2 separate regions of the Mus musculus genome follow, and region 2 is linked to region 1. A link is a loop called in an ENCODE intact Hi-C map of the cell type or tissue named here. Cell type or tissue: left cerebral cortex. All regions are shown on one strand. Each heading gives the region's core, and the rest is flanking DNA. Links, peaks and the distances in the headings are about the cores only. Region 1 holds the start of Ankrd28 (ankyrin repeat domain 28). Region 2 has its middle 12 kb from the start of Gm41125.

Region 1 (5,380 bases), core at 291-5,290:
GTGATTACAGTTTTGTGAAAACAACTAAAAAAAGCCCACTTATTTTAAGAGTATAAATTTTATGGTATACATATTCTAGCTCAATTTTTAAAAAGGTTTATGACCAGGTTGGTAGTGTAGAGGTCCCAGATCCAATCCCTGGCTATGCAAAACACACACACACACACACACACACACACACACACACACACACACACACACAGAGGAGCACGCACACTTGTGCAGAGTAGAGGAGAAAAGGAAGGAGGGAGGAGGGGGAAGGGGGAGAAGGGAAGGGGGAATGGAGGGGGAGAAGAGGGCGACCACTGTGGCCCCTTTCTGTTAAAGAATTCTCAGTTTAATGAGTACCATTTCTGGAGTTTTTCTCCAACTCCTCTGAATTAGAAGTTAGAAACTAGTTTTATAGTAGTTCTCTTTTATAACCTGAGTATTCACTGTTGTTACTGGTAGTCACCAGTTTACTAACAAAAATAGATTTTTTCCCTAGCAATGTGGACTTCTGGTATCCTAAAGGAAAAAGGAATTCCAGAAATACTAGACATACCTGCACAACAAAGGCTTGGGGCTGAGCAGCTACTAACAAGTCTGACATTAAGGTCCCCCTCTCCACCACTCCCCATCATTTTCTATATACTGAAGTAAGTGTCAGTTGCTACTTAGCTTCTGAAATGGGGAACCTAAACAAAGACCAACAATCTTTCTTAATAGAACATAATGTTTATGATTTAAAATGTAACCATATATGAGTAATTTTCATCACCTAAGGAGATAAAATAGACCGTGATAACCTCAGGAGAGAAAATTCTGCCACTGTTACACAAGCCAAAGTGAAGTAATTCAGGAAAAAAGTTCATGTCTACTGTTATCAACAGAAAACAAGCTTCATTTTACTAACAATTTAAAAAATATTTTCATCCACCCATAGGCAGAAAGTAATACAGTAATTCTTTCTTATTCGCTGAATTACATGCTGCCACAAAGTAAATGCTGTCCTATTCTGATTACAGAATGAATGAGGACAATTTCCTTATTTGCTTACTGATTTTATATTTGTCTTCCCTGTGTATCTTGTGTGTGTGTGTATGTGTGTGTGTTCCTGTGGTTGCATATGTGTATGTGGAGGCCGGAAGTCAATGTCCAGTGTTATTCCTCAGGAGTAAAGCAGGCTAGGCTGGCAAGTTAGGAAGCCCCAGGGATTCTCCTGCCTCTGCCTCCCCGTGCAGAGATCCCAAGCATGTGCCATTGTGCCCCAGGTTTTTACTGAGTTTCAGGAATCAAACTCAGATCCTCATGCTGACAGTAAGCTCTTTACTGATTATGTCATTTCCTCATCTCTGACTTTATATCTTTACCATGTAGAACCATTCTCATACTTAAATGTTGAAGAAAATCCTTACTCATGTCTAGCTTCCTTCTATTCTTTGCAAGGTTAAAAAAATTATACTACTTCCTAACTGGAATGTATATAAAGCTGTTGCGTTAAAAGCGGTATCAACTACCTTCCAGATTTAAAATCCTGTGTACATATACAGGTCTTCTCACCTTTCCTCCAAAAACTACTTTGTCTAGCTAATATGCTTTCCCTAGAAATGGAAAACACTAAACTATTGAATCCCACTTCGTTTCTATCATCACTTCTAATGTCTTGAAACATATCAATAAACTGATTTCTAAAAACAAGTGCAATTCCCTTTAAATTAAGAAAAACTCAGTTGTCTTTCAAAAGAACTAGATGAGCCAATTATTTTGTAATACAGTAAGTCTTCCCCAGCAATGCCATCTCATTAACTTACTCATCACGGATTCTCAAGTTTACAGGTAACATTTTAAAAATCAATATCACCACTGAGTGTTAAAGAATATTACACAAAACTGAATCAGTGTTACGACTGCTTCAAAACTGTAGTTACTAAACACTCAAATGCACAGATGCCAATAGATTTTTATTATTTATTCATTTTTTTTTATAAAGTAAGATCTTCTAACAGTCTACCAAATCCCTAACACACACAATGACCAAATCACAAAATACATTTCCAAAAGTGAAGGATTACAACCAAATATTCAGGTACAAAGAGTTACTAGAGTAATAAAGATTAGCTGAAAATCTAGATCTTGAGTTTCATGGTATTAACTACATATGAATTAGATGATCTGGGCTTGAACTCTGCTTGTTATTAACAGATTTTTTTGTTTTTTCCTGACAACTTTGTGCAATGAAAGGTTTTGCTACCTGTGGCTGGTGAGCACTTTTGAAAAGTGTGCTTTTGACTAGCACAACTGAGAAACTGTGCTTTCTTAATTTTAATCAACTCAAAGATTCTATGTGTAGCTAATGGAACATGTTGAACAGTAAAGTTATTCACAGATTTTGAAATACAAACTTATCAACCAGAGTTTTTCAAAGTATCATGCCCTATTGTTAATATCAGCTAAAATTCTGCTGATACCAAATGATACTAAAAGTCAGCATTCAGCCTAAGTAGAATATTCACTTTTTAAGTGAGAATTGACATTAGCTAGACTCAGAACTTAAGTTTTAATTGGTAGAAAATGACATAAAACATTAAGTTTTTCCCTATCGTTTTTGTTAAGCTTGTGCCCACTTTCTGATTGGTTTCCCTTCAAATCTGTTCAGTATCTCCTATTCAGAAAAACAATGGCAAAAGGGGTACTCAAGCATTAATAGGTTCCCGCGACTCCGTAAAATCCACTCGTTACTTTCCCTTTTCTTTAAAAGAGACAAACACTGGGGAGCGTCTGGTAATTCACCTTCTCGCCTTTTTAAAAGGGTAACAAGCGTTCATTCAGACATAGTTGCGATTTCATTGGTAGATACAGAGTTATTTTTCCCAGCCCACAGTGTACTGCAGTCTTCTGAGCACTTCAGGTGTTCTTTGACAAGCTCTTCCTAAGTCAGGAAAACTAAACCAAGATGGTGCAGAATATGCCAAGAGAAAACCAGCCTGGGAATATGCACCGTAACAACCAGTCCCCAGCAGAATCCATCGGCACCGGTGGGTTTGCTTTCGACCGCCACTACCTCTCCGCAGAGACGGTGCGGTGGACCGTGAACCGCCCCGCGAAGCGAACCCGAGGGCAAGGTCGTGACCCCAGGTCACGGCCGCCGCCTGCCCCGCTCCGACTCCGCACCGCAAAGCCACCTGTTAGGCCCGAGCCTCACCTGGCAGGAAAGAGGAGGCGCCTACCCGGCAGCGCGCCGGACGCGAGGGCGGCGAGCGCAGAACCCGCCCCTGTGGCGGCGGCCGCGATCCCCCGGCGGCACGTGGGTTTCTCGGAGCTGGGGCTGCACTGACAGGCGGACGGCCCGCACGGCTGCCGACCCGGGACACCCTCTTCCCTCGCTGCCACCGCGCCGACAGGGCGCCCGGGCGGCCCACGCCGCTGGTCCACCCTCCTCCGACTCCTCGGTGGCGCGATCCCGCCCCGCCGCCCCTCACCTACCTGGTCGCGGAGTTTGAGGAACGCCATGGCGGTCGCCGCTGTTCGGCCACTACCCGCGCCCGGCGGGTAGGTGGCCGGCTACGTTGAAGAGAGCGCGGGCAGGGGGCGGCGCCGCCTCCCCGGCCGCCCGCCGCCGCCGCCGCCGCGAAGAGCCCCGCCGGTCCCGCCTCCTCCAAGGACTCCCGCCCTCTTTCTTCCGTCCTTTCTCTCGCTCTCTCCCTCTAGCTCTCAGCCACCTCCCACACGCAGCCGCCGCCTTCGCCGCCGCCTCACACCCCCTTCCCGAAATACCCCAGCAGCCCCCGCCGCCGCGCCGCTCCAGCCCGCGGCCGCGGCGGCATCCAAACTCCACTCCACAATATTACCACCACCGCCCGCCGCGATTGGCGGCCGCGCGGGGGAGAGGCCAGAGTAAGCCGAGCGCCCATTGGCCACGCCACCGCGCTCGCTCGCTCCCGGGCTCCGCCTCTCCGCGGAGGGAGGGGCGGGGCACAGGAAGCGGCGGCGCGCGGAGCGGGCGGGCCAGGTGGCGGGGCGTCTGGGCGCGCGCCCCGGGCGCGGTGGGCGGAGCCCGGACTGGAGGTGGGGAGGGACGGAAACTGGGTACCGGGTAACGGCCCGGGATGGCACGTGGAGGTGGCGTGCACAAGCTCAGCTCAGTCAGGTGCGGAGAAGGCAGCCGGAGCCGGTGCGAGCCAGGGAGACCTCCGGGCCGATGCTGCTTTCAACAGAGTAGCGAGGGCAGCGGGGAACCGGACTCGCACGTGGAGCGAGAGTGAGAATGTCTCCGCGGGCTTTGGGGGAGACGTGGTCACCGGGGGACTGCTGGCACGCGAGACTGAAGGGTGTGGTCTTCATAGCCTGAACAGGTTGTGACCGCGGAACATTTCTCTCCAAAGCGCCCCTTTCAATCTTGCATGTGTTTTTTTTCCCCCTTTCTTCTTTATCATCAAAAGGGTTTTTGCCTCCCACTTGAAAGAAATCAATTTTTTCAAAAAGATGTGCAGGATTTTCAATAAATAGCATCCTTGGATGGAGAAGAGGAATGACTCCCTCGCCCTGGCACACACACCCACGCCAACCCACAGCTCAGAAAAGGCTTTTCTTTCTTAGGCAGCCGCACACTGTTACCATTCCAGGCTTGTGTGGGAGAAGATTGTTGTTCTCCTGTGTCTGTCAGCCTGGGCGGCTCCAGCCCCTGATTAATAAAAGGTACAGATGGTTAGAACACAAACGTGAGATATCGGGTTGGTTTAAAAAACAAAACCAAACCTCATCTTTTCCCTGCATTGGTGTGTCTCTTGGGACAGACTTTATTTAGAGAATCGATTTGAGCCTAATGGCAGTCTAGAAAAATGGGGATCAGTGCCAGGACTGTCAGTTTATTATAATGCTATTATTAAAAACAACTCTTTAGCCCCATAAGAACAGAAAATATCAAAGTGCAAGATCAAATGCACTAAGAGCCTTCTGATATCTCTTAACATAACTATGCCATAATTCTGCTGAAACAATTGCTTTTCTAAAATTACATTTTTACCATGGTTGGTATTTGCTACTTTAAAATGGAGGAATTCTCATAACTGATGGAAGAGGCTTAGCCAGAAAAAAAAAAATGATTCTTGCTTTGCATTTTCTTCAGTGCCTAATTTCTTTCTGCATCAACTCTGGCCGATGAAATGAGAATTCTGTCACCCCATGTCTCTTTATCAGTGCACTGAAGGTGAATGAATTAGCAGTATGAAAGACTTTGACTTCTCCAAAACAAAGGTGTTATGACAACATTACTAAAATATTTTGTGATTATAATTGTCCATGTGCTACAGCCAATCGAGTTTTGCCTTCCTCGAGGATGAAAGATTTACTCTCTTCTACATGTATGCCTGTTTAACACTGGATGTTGACTCAGCAATTA
Region 2 (5,380 bases), core at 158-5,157, 130 kb after region 1:
TAACCACGGTACCATTTCTCCAGCCTCAGGTTCTGCTCTTTTGAGGGAGCTGGTTGCTAAGCATTGGCCTAGGAGCATGTGAGCAGGCTTCATGTCTCTTCCTCCCTTTCCCTGTCTCTCATTTTCTGAATGTGTGTGTGTTTCAACAGAAGGGGGGGAGGGGGAGGGGGAGTGGGGAGGGGAGGGGAAGGAGGAGGAGGAGGAGGAGGAGAAGGAGAGGAAGAGGAGGAAGGAGGAGGAGGAAGGGGGAGGAGAGGAAGAAGAAGAAGAGGAAGAAGGAGAAGGAGAAGGAGAAGGAGAAGGAGAAGGAGAAGGAGAAGGAGAAGGAGAAGGAGAAGGAGAAGAAATCACCTAGTAGTTTCTATAAACAAGTAGGAGAAGTAAACCAGGTATATAGAGAGTGTGGGCTTGCAACCCCTACTCAAGAGAGTTCAAGGCCAACCAAAGCAGTTTCCCAGACTCTGGCTCAAAATGAGAAGAAGTGAGCTGGCAGTGTGGCTCAGTGGTGCATGTTCAAGGCCCCATGCTCAATTTTGGAAGAAAAGAAGAAGAAATGGGCTGAAGAATACATGGTGTCTCACAGTCAGTGCTAACAGAGGTGAAAGGATTTCCTCGTGGTAAATGCGAGAGTGATTATGTACTTTCCCTTCGTAAGCGGACAGTATTTCAAGTTTGTTCACCTTTATCCTGATAAAAGGGAGGTCAGTCAAAGACATCTAAAAGACAAAGGCTTGCCCTTTCAAAGCAAGGTTATGTTGCAACGGAGTGGGAGGCCTTTAAAGAAACTCAAGCTTTGGGGAGAGGATGTGGAAAGCAGGTAGGTGATCTGAGGCTGAGGCTGAGGCTGAGGCTGAGGCTGAGGCTGAGGCTGAGGCTGAGGCTGAGGCTGAGGCTGATGTAAAACCCAGAGCCTGTGGTTTCCAAAGCTGGAGATTCTGACTTTATGTCACCGTTAGCTTCATCTGTTACCTTGACACAAACATAATAGTCACTTGGCAAGAGGGAAACTCAACTGACAGATCGCCTCCATTAGATTGGCCCATGATGCATTCTCTTAATTACTAATTGATGTAAGAGGGCCCAGCCCATGGTGACATCCCTAGGTGGGCCTGGGCTACCATGAACTAGAGGCAAGTCAGTAAACAATGTTTATTCCTCCATGGTTTCTGCTTCAAGGTCCTTAGTGGGCTGTAACCTATAAGTGGAATAAGCCCCCCCCCCCAAGTTGGTTTTGCTCAGTGTTTTATCACAACATAGAAACCAAAGTAGGGCACCTTGTGAGAATCTTCTAAAATAAACTGACTTGTCTCCAGTATGAAAAGATAAAGCCTTCTAATTATTTTACAGAAACAGCTAGTTGGCAGCAGGAGTCATGGCAGCTGTTAGCTGACTCCCAAGTAAGGCAGTCGCGTGTGGGTGAATAGCACAGGCCAGGAACTTGTAGTCCTCCTCCAAGTGCTGAGATGCTAAGTGTTGCCGGGAAGAGTCTGGTGTAAGTGTGTCCTCCAGAGGTGCAGCTGCTGGGAGCTTAGCACTCAGCGTGCTGATATCTCTTGGAGGCAGAACCTTCAAGAAGTGGTGCCTAGGCCATCAAGATGGTTCAGCTGGCAAAGGTGCCTGATGTCCAGCCTGTGTGGCGTGGAAAGAGAACTACTCACAGAAACTGTCTTCTGAGCTACACACACACATTACACACATGTACACACACACACTCATACATGCACACACACACACAAACACACACACATATACACACATTACACACATGTCCACACACACACATACACCACACACACTCATACATGCACACACACTCACACACATTTATACACACAAACACACACATATATACACATTACACACACACATACACACATACATACCACAGACACAAAATAAAATATATAAAAATAAAATATATAAATAAACATAAAGGATGGATAGTTAAATATTTTTATTGATAACATCCTTTAAAATTTGGTAATATTAGCTTAGGGACAATCTTAAATGCATCTGTGACACAAAATCCTTTTCTTATCAGATCCAACCACATTTGGACATTTGGATTTTAGCCTCCCCTACCCCTTCCCCTCAAGTCTTATGTTCAGAATTCCGGTGCAGTCACCATGCGTTTTGACAGGTCCCTGAATTCCTAACCTCTGCGTGCGCACGTGCACACACACACACACACACACACACACACACACACACACATAGCCTGGCTTGCCCTTCAGAGCTCAATTTGGGCCCTTTCTCCTGATGAGAGAGAGCAAGACACCTGGGCTGTGTGCATTTTCTACATATGCCTGTTAGATGTTGTTCCCGGGATTTTGTAGTCACCTACCATTTAATTATCTATGACCCTTGAGGGTCCTGCTTTATCTTCTGGCTTTATTTTTAAAATAACTTTTTTTTTTGACATGGGTCTCACTATGTAGCTCAGGCTGTCCAGCCATCACCGGCTGCCATTCTCAGTTTCACATCCAGAGAGCCGCATTTGACTTTGCCCTGCGACTCTGTGATGTGTTATTTGTGCAGTGGCCACCAGAGGGCAACAGAAGAACAGAGTCTAGTCAATTCTATCCCTCTAGAACTGTAGGCTGTGGATTGCAAGATTATTTTAGGTCTGAAAGGGAAGTCTACTGGTCACATGAGCCTCAGTTTCAGACAATGATTTTAAGCAAACCCTTCCAAGAAAGCACGATGGTATTCAACATTTTAATAAATTGAAACATTTGAATATTTTGAATTTAGAATTCAAGTTGAAAAGTTTGGGTTCTGCCTCCAGCTCTCTCTATTACCCAGCGTGTCTGATCTCAGATAAGACTTCGAATCTGAAAAGTGTTAGTTTCCAAATCTGACAAATGGGTGGCATGATGTCCTTTGTCTCCTGGGAGTGCTTTGAGAACTGTAGGCAGTGGAGCACACAAACAGCCAGAAAATGAAAAATGCCCAGGGAACTGCAAAAGCTAGATCCGAATCAGAGAGCTAAATAACAACAGCCCCACCCCCGTGTCCTAGCTTGAGAGCAAGCTGAAAGCTGGTGTAGCCCTCTTGGTCGGTGGGCATGAACGTATGGCAGTGCCAGGGAGGTGGTGACAGGGGATCCATGGGCCTTGATAGCCAAACAGCCTAGTCTACTTTGTGAGCAGAAGGCCAGTGGGAGACCCTGTCTCAAAACACAAGGTGGAGAGTTCAAGGCCAGCCTGGTGTATGCCGCAAGTTCTAGGGCAGCCAAAGGTTCATAGTGAGATTCTGTCTCAAAAGAGAGAGAGAGAGTATGTGTATGCTCACACAGAGAGAGAGAGAGAGAGGGAGAGAGAGAGAGAGAGAATAACTGAGGAACGACACTTGAGGTTGACCTCTGGTCTTCATACATGCTCACACATGAGTAAATGCACTTGTATGCACAGAAACATACACATGCACATGGACACACACAATAAAAAGTCCTTCAAATTACCCAGAAGCACAGAAATGCACTGTATTTTGAGAGCCTTTTGTACGATGTGAGACCCACTGAGGACACGGTCACATCCCAGGCCAGGAGAGGCATCCGTTCACTGACTCTATCACCAATGCTGTCGGGTGGATGTGGATTTAGTGTTGTCTGCGGCCTGTGAGGGCTTGAGGGGGGTGGGTTTTTGTTGTTCTTGCTAAGTCTGCTCAGTTTGCACAGGTTCTGTATGTGTATAATACAAGCAGGTCCAGAATATGTTTTTCAATATTTGTTTATTAAAACAATACGTGGATATGACTGGACACCGGAGAGTGATCATATGAACTTGGATCTTGTTTGTTGTAAATGGCCCCTGGGAAATTTCCAGGTAGAGGAGATGCTGCAGGCAGGCGGATGAGCTGTCAGGCAGTACACCTGAGAGGACCAGGAGGGAGAGGAACGAAGACTGTCTCAAGCCACCATGCCCAGTTTTTAAATATAGATGCTCACACTCACATGACCAGCACCATAGCAGCTAAATTATCTTTCCAGACTAATTTAAAGGGCTTTAAAGGGAATATGGATAATAATTTTATCTTATATTCTTCATCTTTATCTCAGCTCACCATGGAAAGTGCTAGCCCACAGTAGAAGGTCTGTAAACTTCTTAGCACAGCATAGGAACCTTCTGTGGGAGGCACAGAGCTAGCCTTGAAAAGCTAAGACTCTCAGAGGTTCCCAGGGATTTGGGGGGGGGGGGGCGGATGACTCCTGCTTTAAGACCAACGCCCCACCGCAGTATAAGTTAGCATGCTTTTCATTCTAAAGGCTCCTGGCCTCTATGCCAGTCCTGGGGACTCTGTGGATTTCTTAGCTGTGCACTGATTCAGAGACTCTTCCACTCAGAACTTATCTCCACGCAGGTTTTATTCACAGTCCTTTTTAGTGTCTTTTCTTTTCTCATTCTTGTGTTACTTTTTAAAAAATGATTTATTTATTTCTATTTTATGTGCATCGGTGTTTTGCTTGCATGTATGTCTGTGTGTGGGTGTTGGATCCCCTGGAATTGGAGTTACAGAGAGTTGAGAACTGCCATGTGGGTGGTGGGAATTGAACACTGGTCCTCTGAAAGAGCAATGGTGCTGGTAACCACTGAGCCATCTCTCCAGCCCCAACTGTGCTACTCTTATATTAGATCAGGGTGTGAGCTAGAAGACATTTGCCAAGCCAGTTTTGAATCTGAGCCTGGAAATCAGAGCCACGTGAGGAGAAACTCCCAGAGCCTGGGCAGCCTTGGGAAAGGCCTCCAGCATCTGACCTCCTTCCTTCCTTCCTCTGGAGCACAGAGGCCCGATGAATCCGATTCCCAGCAATGGCTCACTCTCTGACCCAGCTTCTGAGCTTCCCGTTACTCTGAGGTGAGGCCACACTTTCTTGGCACTCTTGGTCAAGACTCTTTATAGACCAAAGGCAGGGAGGCCCATTCTCTCAAGCAGGGTGCTGGTGGAGCAGCTGGAAGTATGAACAAATCCAGGAAAGCTCATGCGGGTCCACGTGTGTACCCACCTACCGGAAGTGTGAACAGTACTGGAAAGCTCATGCGGGTCCACACGTGTATGCACCTACCGGAAGTGTGAACAATACAGGCAAGCTCATTTGGGTCCACGCGTGTACCCACCCACCTGACCTAACTTGATACGCTGCTTGCAGTCACTTCCGGTGTCCTCCTGGTGGGCAAAGAGACTGTGGCTGTATGAGAGAAAGTCCAGCTTTGAGCCTTTACAACACCAGGCTCCAAAACCCAAAAGATGCTGTGGAAAAATGGGAAGCCCAGGGCTCTAAAGGCTTGTCAAAGATCTGGAAAATGTAGGAAGGAGAATTCCAAGATGTCGGGAGTCTCCTCTGGCTTCCATAGCTACGTGGCCTGAGCCTCCATGGGGA

What was found. A loop is a pair of places that touch in the nucleus more often than their neighbours do. Peaks named below come from ENCODE experiments on the same cell type or tissue, not always from the same donor. Only the 100,000 strongest peaks of a DNase experiment are listed, where the experiment ranks them.
Region 2: a loop joins it to region 1, with 2.8 times the contacts of the local background. A loop is called at or near these places in 2 of 42 quality-filtered maps.

Annotation. Positions count from the first base shown.
Region 1 is chr14:31,826,862-31,832,241 of GRCm38, forward strand. Ankrd28 (ankyrin repeat domain 28) reads right to left here and starts at 3,554. Exons shown (of 28, transcript NM_001024604.2): 1 at 3,466-3,554. The coding sequence starts at 3,492. In left cerebral cortex, for the core only: no CTCF peak of the experiment used is centred there; DNase peaks (open chromatin) are centred at 3,240, 3,939, 4,566 and 5,269; H3K4me3 peaks cover 2,891 bases; H3K27ac peaks cover 2,320 bases.
Region 2 is chr14:31,952,566-31,957,945 of GRCm38, forward strand. No RefSeq gene overlaps it. Among named protein-coding and RNA genes, the nearest start is that of Gm41125, 12 kb to the left of the region's middle. In left cerebral cortex, for the core only: a CTCF peak has its summit at 2,551 (motif pointing right); DNase peaks (open chromatin) are centred at 1,419, 2,543 and 4,740.